2 separate regions of the Homo sapiens genome follow, and region 2 is linked to region 1. The links are chromatin contacts, found by Hi-C or POLR2A ChIA-PET in ENCODE. All regions are on one chromosome and are shown on one strand. The core of a region is the stretch at or near the end of the contact, and the rest is flanking DNA. Distances in the headings are between cores, read along the strand shown.

The links. Hi-C counts contacts between places; a loop is a spot of excess contacts on that map. ChIA-PET counts read pairs that join two places held with the same protein, here RNA polymerase II (POLR2A). Pooled maps may share reads with other maps.
Region 2: a pooled map shows a loop between it and region 1 (7-fold over the local background). The contact joins two enhancer-like sites. A Hi-C loop is called at or near these places in 7 of 50 pooled maps. POLR2A ChIA-PET finds 5 or more read pairs at or near these places in 2 of 52 experiments (SK-N-SH and activated T-cell).

Annotation. Positions count from the first base shown.
Region 1 is chr17:77,395,925-77,402,474 of GRCh38, reverse strand. SEPTIN9 (septin 9) reads right to left here. Exons shown (of 12, transcript NM_001113491.2): 3 at 1-416. It overlaps MIR4316 (microRNA 4316), which reads left to right and starts at 5,421; the gene lies at 5,421-5,491. RefSeq lists an enhancer at 3,830-4,548. Within about 2 kb of position 1,719, at least 13 of the 41 ENCODE cell types and tissues checked have a DNase peak (open chromatin) inside an H3K27ac peak, as active enhancers do.
Region 2 is chr17:77,606,990-77,613,539 of GRCh38, reverse strand. No RefSeq gene overlaps it. Among named protein-coding and RNA genes, the nearest start is that of LINC01987, 120 kb to the left of the region's middle. Within about 2 kb of position 3,164, at least 9 of the 41 ENCODE cell types and tissues checked have a DNase peak (open chromatin) inside an H3K27ac peak, as active enhancers do.

The sequences.
Region 1 (6,550 bases), core at 470-2,969:
CCTCCGGTGGGCTGACTCCTGGGGTTTGACGATGGTGATCTCCGTCCTCCGAGGGGCCGGTTCTGGCGTCTTGTGGCCCAACACCTCGGCCCTCTTGAGCCCGAACCGGGACGGGCCGATGGCCCCGGCGTTCTCCACCTGCTTGGACGAGATGTCAATGGACAGCTCAGTGCGCCGGGACACCGGCTCGGCCGCCTTGGGGCCCGAGAGCTCCACCCTCCGCAGGGACGCCTTGGGGGAGCGTTGGCTTAGGGAGTCCACATGGCGGGCCGAGGGTTCTGAGTTCTTCACGCCCAGGTCCTGGAATTTCTGGGTGGAGCTGGCCACAGTGGCTCGGAGTAGGGGAGTCTGGACCCTCCGGGGTGGGGTGGAGTTGGGTGTCTCGACCTCCTCGACCTCAAAAGATCTTTTCAAGGCTGAAAAATAAAGAGAGGGGATGCAATTGGTGAATGGATGGCTAGGGAACACTCCGGCATGTTTCCTGCTAAGGAGCAGCAGAGGAAGGCAGGCGATGCGGCGGTGAGGGCCGGGGGTCTCTTCCCGTCCTTCATGTCTCAGCAAGCGGAAGGGACAGCCCCATCCTAGGAGAACCATCATGAGTTCTGGGGCAGAGATGCAGGCTGGAGTGGGAAGATGCTGCCCGTCGTGTCTTGCCATGGCCACGGCGCAAACCACACAGCCTCCCCCTCCAGCTACGTCTACATAGGAACGTTCTAGTTCCAGAGAAGACTTTTATTTCCTTCTTTTTTTTTTTGAGATGGAGTCTTGCTCTGTTGCCCTGGCTGGAGTGCAGCGGCACCTCCCGGGTTCAAGCGATTCTCCTACCTCAGCCTCCCCAGTAGCTGGGATTATAGGCACGGGCCACCATGCCTGGCTAATTTTTGTATTTTTAGTAGAGATGGGGTTTCACCATGTTGGTCAGTCTGGTCTCGGACTCCTGACCTCAAGCGATCCACCCGCCTCGGCCTCCCAAAGTGCTGGGATTACAGGCGTGCGCCACCGTGCCCGGCCTTGATTTCCTTCTTGTCGCGGCTGTTTTTATCCCTCCTCACCTCCAGCCAAGGCACACACTGGGACACCACCAGCAAACACACCTCTACCATCAGCCACAGCGGGGGACATGCCTCCAATAATAAGTGACCGCAACTGTAACCAATCAGAACCGCAGCAGGAACAAAACCCCATCAATGACACTAAGGGCGGACACTGGAGCTTTCAGTGCCGGCGAGGCGCCGGGCCTACCGAGCTCATCACATCTGCAGCCGCTTAACCCTGGGATGTAAAGAATACCAGTACCCCCAGTACAGATGGGGAAAGTGGGGCACGGGGTAGACACAGAGCCAGACTGTACATCAGGCTGATACCAGAGCCCAAGGTTCTAACCACTTGGTTGTCCGGCTCCCCCAGCTTAGTCCACAGGAACCAACTTTCTCAGTCATCAGCCTCTCCTGCATCTTCCCATCCACTACTACAAGCCCGTGCAGTGATGCCAACCACCAGCTCCCGCCCTGCAGCCATCCTGCCTCTCCACCAGGGTCTGCTCCCTCGGAGGCAGTGGGGATGGTACCTGGGAAGCTGCCACCTCCACAGTCCCCACAACCGCACTCCAAATGAGAGCCAGCCGCTCCTGGTTATCAGGGCCAGAGCAGGGAGGGACCCACATGGCAGGCACATTCACCAGCTCCTTCCCCAGGCCAGACCCACAGCGCACCCCTGTGGAGACCCACAGTGTCTCCCCAGCCGCTCCCTGCCTCACCAGGCCACAGAGTCCGGGTCTCATGGGATCCCACCACTGCCTCCCCTGCCCACAGGAAAAGGGATGACAGCTGGTCCCCAGCCCCCAATAATAGCGCTCCAGGACCAATTTCAGTGCCTTCCCCTCACCCGTCTCTCTTCCTCCAAATGCACTCAGGCACTGGGGAGGGGAAGAGGAAGCCCAACCCCCTAACCCTGGCCGCCTCAGCTGCCAGCTTCCTGGGCAAGGCACTCCTGTGGGCGCCCTCTCTAAGCCACAGGCACCTCTCCTTCTTGGTGGACACAGACGAAATCCTGGGTCACTAAGCTCAACCTCCACCAGAAGCTGGGCAAGGAGCCGTGTGGACTCCAGAGAACTCTCAGTTGTCACAGGCCCTGTCTCAGCTCCGTCACTGCCCTAGAGGATATGGGCCCGGCGTGGCCAGAGCTGTTCACTTCTCAAGAGAGTAGAAATCTGGATCTTTATATGATATCTCCTGATCTTTAAATGCTGGCACAAAGCAAAACAAGCCCTTTTTAAAACACTGAGCAGCCTGGCTGATGTGGTGAAACCCCATCTTTACTAAAAATAAAAAATTAGCTGGGCATGGTGACACTCGCCTATAGTCCCAGCTACTCAGGAGGCTGAGGCAGGAGAATCGCTTGAACCCGGGAGGCAGAGGTTGCAGAGCTGAGATCGTGTCACTGCACTCAGCCTGACTGACAGAGCGAGACTCTGTCTCCACAAACTAAAACTAAAAATAAAATAAAACACCGCAGGGCCAAACAAAATCAAATCCACAGGCTGTATTCGCCTATGGGTCCAGCCATGACCTCTAGCTGATCACGTGGCCGCAGGGCAGCAGGACACTGAGCCCCAGAGTCAGGGGTGTGCCAGGTGTGGGCTCCCGACATGGTGTCCCTCTGTCCCTCTGCACCCTGCATGCAAACTGCTGGCTGTGTTCTGATTCTGCAGAAGCCCCAGGGCCCCAAGGAAAGGTTGAATGTCCACTTCTACCAGCCAGAAAGTCCAGGGTTCAATGCCCAGAACTGAATGTAATGAGATGGGCTTACCAAGCTCATCACATCTACACCCGCTTAAACCTGGGCTGTAAAGAATATTATTACCGCCCCCGTACAGATGGGGAAAGTGAAGTACGGGGTAGACACAGAGCCAGACTGTACATCGGGCTGATGCCAGAAAGTGCAGAGCTCAATGCCTGGGTCCTCGTGCGGTTCCCAGGGCCTCCCGCGGTCCTCTGATCTGCTCCCTGCCTCCTGAGCACTGTCCAAACTGTCCCCACATGGTGTGCCTCTGTCCTATGGGTGCTGTAGAGCAGGGGCCGGCTTCCAGGTGTCCTCAGCATCCTTCCGTGCGGTCAAGTTGGAGAACAGAAACTAGACAGGAGAAGGCCTTGTCCCAGGTCCAACCCAAGAAAACAAATGACCTTCCCTGGGAGATCCGGTGAACCCCCTCCTTGGGAGTCCCCTTGGAGTCACCCCCACCATGGCCAACTCATGATCGAAGACACTGCACCAAAGCAGAGGCTGCCCTGGTGTGAGCTTACGATTGAGTCTACGGTGCGGATGCAATGATTTATTCCAGCCAGGCCCACGTGCACAAGCGGATCATTCTAGAACCGGAGCTGGCCCCTCCCCTAGGGCACTCCTCCTTCCTCCAGTTGTCTGCGTGGCTGGCGCCTCACCACCTTGGCCATCTGCGCAAAATGCACATGTGTGCCGGTCCCCAACCATCCTCTCCTCTCTTTCAATGCTTGGTGTCTTTTCATGGATGGGTCCCTCCCTCCCCACTAGCTGGCCTCTGTGCTTACTGCCTGGCTCTATGATCCCTCTGGGTGTTTCGGTCCAGCACCACTCCCATGCCCACTAGCTCTCAGTAAGCTCTGAGACAGCAGGGGCTGTTCCACCCGCAGGGGCCACCCCACCATCAGGACGGCGCTGCTCAAAGGCGAGTTTGTTCTAGATAACAGCCAGGAGATCTCACAGCCTCCAGAACTGCAAGAGAATACAACTGTGTGCTAGAAGAACAGTGAGAACAGGAGGCGCCCCATTCCGGAGGTGTCCATCTTCCCCAGGAGATGCCCCACTCTGGGGGTGTCCATCTTCCCCAAGGAAACCATGTCCCGGCTGGAATGTCAAGAAGGTGACACCTAAATGAAGAGGTGCCCACCCTGGCTCACGCCATCCCCCCAAACGAGCATGCCACCGCCTCCTCCTCCTCTTGGGAATCCTCCTCAAAGCCAAGCCCACTCCAGCCCCCTTCCCGGGGAGCTGGCCTCCCACACAGTCCACACCACCCCCTCCCCATGTCATCCTGGCCACGTCATGACTGTTGAGATTGGCTACGAGGGGTGTGTTCCGGCTCCCCGGGAACAGAGTTGAATGTTCTCTACTCCATGACACCATGCCTTCACCAGGCCTCAGGCGCTTCTAGAAAACCTACTAAGCCAGGCGTGGTGGCTCACGCCTGTAACCCCAACACTTTGGGAAGCCAAGGTGGACAGATCGCTTGAGCCCAGGAGTTCAAGACAAACCTGGGCAACATGGCAAAGCCCCGACTCCACTAAACAATACAAAAATTGGCCAGGGGTGGTGGCATATGCCTGTAATCCCAGCTACTCGAGAGGCTGAGGTGAGAGGATCACTTGAGGCCAGGAGATCAAGGCTGCAGTGAGCCATGATCACACCACTACACTCCAGCCTGGATGACAGAGTGAGACTCTGTCTCAAAAAAAAAAAACAACCAAAACCTACTAAATGCCAGGCGTGGTGGCTCATGCCTGTAATCCCAGCACTTTGGGAGGCCAAGGCAGGCCCAAGGCAGGCGGATCACCTGAGGTCAGGAGTTCGAAACCAGCCTGGCCAACATGGTAAAACCCTGTCTCTACTAAAAACACAAAAAATTAGCTAGGCATGGGGGTGGGCGCCTGTAATCCCAGCTACTTGGAAGGCTGAGGCAGAAGAATCACTTAAATTCGGGAGGCAGAGGTTGCAGTGAGCCCAGATCGTGCCACAGTACTCCAGCCTGGGCGACAAAGCAAGACTTCATCTCAAAAAAAAGGCTGGATCACAGGATCACAGGATAGGCACAAGCCCTGAGGGAGCTCCCAAGGAGGAGGGACGCACTAGACCTTCACCCCCATTTCAGCCTGTGAAGATTCACTTTCGTCTGAGGTTCTGTAGAGGGTTGACTAGTGACCCCCAAAAAGACATGTCTAATACCTAACCCCAAGAACCCACGAATGTGACCTTATTTGGAAAAAGGGTCTTTGCAGATGTGATTAGGGATCCCGGGATGAGACTATCCTGGATTTGGGATGGGCTCTAAATCCAGTGCTCGGTGTCCTTATAGGAGAAAGGCAGAAGGGGACTTGGGACACAAAGAGACACGGTGGGGAGGGCTACGTGATGAGAGCAGAGACTGCAGATGCTGCCAGAGCCAAGGAGCGCCTGGGCCAACGCAAGCTGGAGGAGGCAAGGAAGGGTCCTCCCCTCGAGCTGTCGGAGGGAGTGTGGTCCTGCCAATACCTTGATGTCAAACTTGTGGCCTCCAGAACCATGAGCGAATCAATCTTTGTTGGGCCACTTGGTTTCCAGTAATTTGTTCCAGCAGCCCCAGGACACTCACAACGAGACCCCTGGGAAGATGAAACCCCTGGCTGCACAGTGGCCCAGGGTGAGGCTAGCTGGTGTGGTCACCCACTCTCCAGCCCAGCCCCAATCCCACCACAACCACATTCGACAAATGGCCCACTGTGGGCCAACGGACACGTGGCCATTCCAGAGCTGCCACATCAGGAGCCCAGAGGAGCGAGAGCTGCCTCCTTCCCCCTTCTTGGAGTCGCACAAAAACCCCAGATGGTTGGAGAAGTCATCGGAGGAATCACATCACTCTAGATTCTTGTTTCATTGCTGGGATATGTGGCAATGAAACAAGATCATCCCTGCCAGGGATGCCTCATGGGCAATTGCCTCCCCACGGAGGACATTGTGAGTTGTACCCAGCCGGGAAACATTAGGAGATGTCTGTCACCAGGCTGGCAGAACAGGGCTCCCCAGCATCTCCTCCCCCATCAGAGTCCTAAGACTGCGCCCTGGGTCCTGCAGTCACACACGGTCGCCCCTCTCTTCCCAATGTGCAGGCCTCCTGGGAAGCCCCCTGCCACCATCCTCACAGTGGAACCGGCATAACCTGCCCAGGGGTAGCAGGTCCTTGTCACTTTACACGTCTCCATCTTCCCTGTGGAGGGAGACGCAGCCAAGGGGTATCCACATTCACCCACAGAAGCGAGAGTGTTCGTGAGCTTGTCATTTTGCAGATTTTAGAACCCCGTACGTGACTGCACAGATCCACAGGCCCAACTGGGCAGATTCAAAGGACCCACGCAGCAGGGAGGAGCACCGGACAGCTTCCTCCTCTGTCTGCAAGGAGTTAATGCAACTGAAGGACACAGAAGAGGCTCCCAGCTGAGCATCACAACTGTGGACCGTGCACAGTGTCAGAAAGATGCGGAGCCAGGTCATGTTGGGAGGATCCCCATGCTGTCACTGGAAGGTAAAGCAGTGTCACCCCCCCACCCATAGAGCAGGAGGTTCCCACCTTTGCCAGCCATCTCCTTCATCTGTGAATTCAAGTCCCCTAAAGCCAGACTCCAATCTCGCAAGCTCCCAAAAGCCTCCCTGGGTCCCTTCTCCAATCCCCACCGATCTCAACTTGCTCCAAAAGCCTGAAGACCGTTCATGTGCTTTGGCCCACTTCTGGGAATTTATCCCAAGGAAATAATCAGAAGTACAG
Region 2 (6,550 bases), core at 1,915-4,414, 210 kb before region 1:
GGGCTGTAACTTCCTTCAGAACAAAGCACTCACTTGGCCATTGAAAGGGCCTCTCTGGACGGTTTCTGCTGTCTCTGCAAAGCACTTGGGACGCAGCTTCCGTCAGCTGGGTCAGGGAGAATCCTTTGTAAGAGTCATAGAGTCGGCATCCCATGGCAAGGGCTGGTGAGAGCACGTCATTGGATAGCACCAGCAAATTGTTGTATAACACAGAATTGGACTGGCCTTTGTTCCTGGGAAGTCACCCCCAAATCCTTGGCAAGTCTTTGTTATTCACAGTGAGCCCTCAAAGTCTTTGCTAATGAGGGGACTCAGGGTTAGGACAGCCCATGCCAGAAAGACTGACCATGTGAACAGCAGGCTGAGGCCCTTCTCCATCACCTCCTGGAGAAGAAAGGGACTGGAGATCAAGTCCTATCAGTCACTCCTACATCATGAAACCCCAGTAAAACCTCTGAGCATCAGAAGCTCAGATGACTGTCCCTGGTTCGTAATCACACATCAGTCCCCCGGGAGGCTTTGCATAGTCTTGAGGACATGGAAGCTCTGAATTTGGGACCCTCCCAGACCTCCCCCTCTGTGCCTCTCCCAGTAGCTGGTTCTGATTTATATCCTTGCTAATGACACCGCAATCCTAAGTACAGCACTTTCCTGAGTTGTGTGGTTCATCATTGTGAATTGCTGAATGCCAGGAGGTCAGGGAAACTCCTGAATTTGTAGCTAGTTGGTCAGAGGTGCATGTATCCGGGGGGGCCAGAACTTGCAGCCAACATCTAAAGTGAGGGCCTTCCTGTAGGGCACAGAGCCCCCAATCCGTCATCTGCACCAACTCCAGGTGGTTAGTGTCAGAGCTGCACTGCAGATATTATGGTGGATAACCGTTTGATCATGCCGTTTATGCCATAAAGGAGCACAGAAGTGGGGTATAGACACTTTGCTTTGTGGGTATAGACACCTTGCTTTGTGCCTGTCAGCCAATGAAGTCACATATGTGAGCCTCTACAGGCAATCGGTCCTACACCGCTAGAAGTGAAGTCCTGGTCAAGTTGCTGAGACGAAGATGAAATAATGTTGGACCTTGGAGCTAGCCAACTTCCGCCAAGTCATTAGGCGGGTTCATTTGGATTCTTAGGGTCTGAAAGCAGAACCTGTGGGAACACCAACATCACCACCACACCCACAGCCACACCCATCTACACCCCCGAGCAGTTTATCAATCAAGGGGAACTTAGTGAACAGCTGCTGCTGTGCCTGGCCCTCTGCCGAGTGCTGCAGGGGGTAGGAATATGGAGAATGGGTGACCGCCCTCCTTCTGGAAACACTGACGTGCTTGCTAATCTCTGTGGTCTGTGATGGTCGCTAGGGAAGCAGAAGACCGCCTGCCTGACTGAAGTCATCAGGGAAGGTATCAGAGGCCAGGTGGGGAGTAGATGAATGAGATCAGGCAGAAGGAAGGTAATGGAAGGCCCCAGGAGGAAAGGGTCCACTTGAGGAAACCCTCAGCGTCCACTGGGGCCAATGCAGATGCCTGCTCACATGAAGTCCGGGGGCACCAGGAAACGGCTCGTGGAACAACTCTGAGGTCAGGGGTTATTCCTGTTTAACAGATGGGAAAACTGAGGTCTAGGGGTAAATGCCCAGCCTAAGAGCACTCCTCTCTTCCGGATGACATTAACCCCGGAGCCTCCTGATGGACCTGGCCATTCAAGAAGGTGCACTCTTCCTCTTTGACTCATGATACGGGGCCATCCCATCAGTCACCACGCCTGAACATCAGAACAATTTCTAGAGCAGAGCACACGAACCTTCCCTCCCTCAGCAGCACCTCCTAGACCTCAAGAGCCCTGACTGCTGAGACATGCATCCCTTCGGGGGCCTGACATCTCCTCCACTGCGATTTGAACCACCAGAGGATCAGTCAAGCTCTGGAAACGAGACCCAGGGAAAAGGAAATCTCAAATTGAACACGAGACCACAGAAGGTGTCCACATTCTCTAAAGCCCAGAAACCCAGCAGGACCCAGGAGGCTTCCTGGATTTCAGAGTGGGGTTTGCAAGCCCGCCTTATTTGGGGATAAACTGAACATCACGCTAATTCCTCATTAGCCCTTTCCAGCTGTAAGCATGGGGCTGGTGCAGGAGGGATCTCCCATTTCCCCCGATTGGGACCACAGAAAAAGGATGGAAAGTAACTTAACAAGCTTTTTGGATGTCAAATTGCTGTTACAAAACAACGTTTTTAGGAGTTAAGCAATTAATCCAAACACACATGGATTCAATTTCCTTGAAACCCAAATGGCTTAAAAAACCAAGGGAGAAAAATGCTCAGGGACAAATCCCTTCTGAGTTTGTGAACCCCAAGCCTGTGGAAAGAAAACAACAGAACTGCGGTGCTGCCCCCCTTAACACACTGGAAGCTCCCTTCTCGGTGGAGGGAGGATGGGGCAGGCGCCCAGGCCCCACAGTCACGTGGACTGGGGGCCCAGAGGACGTGGACAAGGGAAGGAAGCAATATGCTTCTCCTCTGCTCAGTGCTCTTTCTCTTCTGGTTTTCTATAAGGCAAGGGAAGAGGTTTCAAGGCAAATATTCGCTTTTCCCCTGCAACGCTTTATAACTTGGCCTTAGATACTCACTTGGAAGAAAAAGCTTTAATAGAATCCTGTTGGGGCCTTTTTATGACCTCCCCAAACAAAGGAAATCAAACACAAGACAATGTTTATATCCAACTTCTAGGGTCAAATGGGAAAGCAATCAGCTCAAAGTGCAGAAACATTGAGGGCTGCATCCTCTCTCTGGTGCCACTCACTCTGGGGCACAGATCGGGGACCCGCCAGGCTCAGCCACCCTCTGGTGTGCATCCTTGGGCAAACCACATCCCCGAAACTCCGGTCCCATCTGGAAGCTTGGGGAAGAGCAGTTGAAATAACATTGAGTTCAGAAAGCTAAATGCATGTTGTTAAATCAAGTTTAGCCTAAAGCTGCCTCCTTACATATTTTAAGTTCGGCCTAAAGGTTTTTCTGTACATCGTGAACTATCGATGTAACAAGCGGAGGCATCAACAGACTGTAGCCTGCACTTGTGCCAGTCACTGAGTTTTGGCCAATCAAAGGGGGCCGACTGAACGGTGTTCAAATAAGGCAAACACCAACCTGTAACCAATCCAGCTGTTTCTGTACCTCACTTTCGCTTTCTGTAGTCGATTTCCTCTTTCTGTCCATAAATCTTACTCCACCACGTGGCTGCCCTGGAGTCTCTGAGCCCACTCTGGCTCGGGAGGCTGCCTGATTCACGAATTGTTCATTGCTCAGTTCAACTCCTTTCAATTTAATTCGGCTGAAGTTTTTCTTTTATCAGAGTGAAAATATTATATATTTTTTAAACTTGTTAAGCACCGTGCAACTGTTTGTCCTTGTCACTTGCTGAGGGGGTGTGGCCTGAGCGCTGACAGCCCCCCAGTGATGACAGCCTTATTGTTTTATTTTTACTCTTCACAACATGGCCCCTCTTCCTTCCTCACCCCCTTCCAACTTCTTTTGCTCCTATGGAGGTTCCAGCTTCACAGTGGAGAAGAACAGGACCCACGGTCTGACTGCAGGCCTGCTGCCATGTTTTTCACAGAATTAAATCCACCAGGAACTCTCTCCTTCTCAATATCTGACCTGCCCACAGTCCTTAATCCTCTTGCAGTCCGTAACAGATCAGGAGAAGGTCAGGGGTGTTGTCTGAACCCTGGGAGGGAACCCGTTCAAAGACAGCAGAGGGGCCCCTGAGGAGCTCCCACCCCAGCATCCACCTCCCCGTGGGGCCAATGTCTGATCTCCCTACCTCCCGTTCCACTCGTGGGGCCAATGTCTGATCTCCCTCCCTCCCGTTCCACCCGTGGGGCCAGTGTCTGATCTCTCTCCCTCCCGTTCCACCCGTGGGGTCACTGTCTGATCTCCCTCGCTCCCGTTCCACCCGTGGGGCCAGTGTCTGATCTCCCTCCCTCCCGTTCCACCCGTGGGGCCAATATCTGATCTCTCTCCCTCCCGTTCCACCCGTGGGGTCACTGTCTGATCTCCCTCCCTCCCATTCCATCTGCCATGGGTGATTCCCTCACTGTGGGACAATTCTCACCAGCATGACAGCACATGCCACTTCTCCTGTCCCCAAAAACCAAACTAAACCCTTTTGCCCTGTTTTTCCCTCGAGCAATCACTCCACATCTCCCCTTTCCTTGGCAGCAAAACTTCTCAAAAGAGCTGTGCACCCTTGCCATCTCCATTCCTCTCCTCTCATTCTCTCCCAGCATCCAGCCTGGGCATGGACCCCATCACCCCATGGAAGCTCCCGTTGTGCAGGTCACCAGAAATGCCATGCCTAGGGATCACCCCCAAAGAACTGAAAACAGAGACTCGAAAGGAGACACGGCCACACATGTTCATAGCATCATTACTCACAGCAGCACAAAGCTAGAAACAGCCCAACGGCCGTCAACAGATGGATGGGTGAATGCAGTGTGGTCTATCCATACAGTGGAATGCCATTCGCCTTAAAAAGAAACAAAATCGCCAAAAGAGTAGATTGTAAGTGTTCTTACCACAGAAAAATGATAGTTTATGAGGTAATTCATGTGTTAATTTGTTCAATGTAGTCACTGCACTATGCATACATATTTCAAAACCACATTGTACAGCATAAATATATATCTATAAAATTTTGTCAATTTTTTTTAACAATTAAATTCAAATGTAGAACAAAAAGAAGTGAAGTACCAACATGTGCTACAACGTGCATGAACCTGGAAGACACGACGCTGGGTGAAAGGAGCCAGGCACAAAACACTACATTGTGTGATTCCACGGATATGAAACACTCAGATTAGGCAAACCCCTAGAGGCAGAAGGCAGATGAGGGGTTGCCGGGGGCTGAAGGCGGGGAGACGGGGAGTGACTGCTGACAGGTGTGGAGCCCCCTTTGGAGGAAGGAAAATGTTCTGGAACACAACAGTGCTGATGATCTCACGGCATTAGGAAGGTGCTTACGGCCATGGAAATGTGCGTTTAAAAATGGTTACTATGGTAAGTTTTATGTTATGTGTATTTGATAGTTAAAAGAAAAGATCACCAGTGGCCTCCACGTGGTATGTCCAGTGGTTGGTTCTCGGTAGTCATATGACTTGGTCCTTCTGCGGTGTGGATACAGCTGCCCATCTTCCCTTTCCCTTGAGAATTCTCTTCCCTTAGCCCACAGGACCCCACTTTGCCTGGATCTCCTCCTGCCCGCCTGGCTGCTCCTTCTCGGTCTCCTTCGCTGGAGCCCTAGTCTCCTCACACTCTGACCCCACGAGCCACCCGAGGCTTGGACGACTTTTTTCTGTATCCACCTTCACTCTCCCTGGGACTTCATTGAGTCTTGTGGCTTTGAATACCACATAGATGCCCACAAGTCCTATATTGGCTATCTCCAGCATGGTCTCTCCTCCGAATTCCAGACTTACACATCCCACTGTGTCCTCAGCCCCTTCACTCAGACAGACGTTGAATGAGCCTGATATACCCAAACTCAGCTTCCCACTACTCCACATCCCGAATCTTCCCATCTCAGTTGACAGCAGCTCCCGCCCTCCAACTGCCTGGACTTGCCCTTGACTCCTCCAAGACTCTTGCACCCCCCATCCACCCGCCAGCACATGCTGCCAACTCCACCTTGGAAAGTGCCCAGTGTCCAGCCGCTCCCACCTCTGCCATCTCCAACACTCTGGAGCAGCCACCATCACCTTTCACCTCCTACGAGTCTCCTTGCACCTCCCCCATCCCCATGCCCCCATAGACTGTTCTGTACTATCACAGCTAGCATTTTAACATGCGAATCAGATGTCACTCTCCGGCCTTAATGCACTTGGAGAGGAAGCCAAGGCCTCATCCAGACTTGCCTGTTCACGAAGCCTGCATCCTCCTCGGCTGCTCTGGCCTGAGCTCACCTCTCCGCGGCTGGTGCGCCAGCTCCCTGCTATCTTCCCGCAGACCAGGCGGGCTCCCACCTCTTAGCCTGTGCACTTGCTATTCCTGCTGCGTGGAATAGTCTTTTTCAAGAACACCTCTTCTTGAAGATGCTCTTGAATTCAAAGATATTTGAATTACCAGCTGGAGTTGAAGAGAGGACATGCTGGAGATAAACAGTTTGGGAGTTGTCAGCATCTACATGGTATTCAAAGCTACAAGACTCAATGAGGTCCCTTCAGGTCTGTGCTTACAGCTCCTTGGTGAGGCTCTGCTGGAAGCACATTGGACAGAGCACTCCTTCCAGCCCCGGCTCTCCGCTCTTTCTGCTTTGTTTTCTGCATGGAAACCGTCACCTTCTAAGATGCGTGCTGTCTCTGTGTTTTGCCATTCTTGTTGCTCATCCCTTCCCTCTAGAATGTCAGCTCCGTGAGAAAAGGAATTAATTTTTAAAAATTCTTTTGACTGTTATGCCTCATGTCTACAACAGTGCCCAGCCAGCAGGAGGCGCTTGCTAAACAAAGGTTGGATGAATACGGATGAATAAGTGAATATATGAATGAATGAA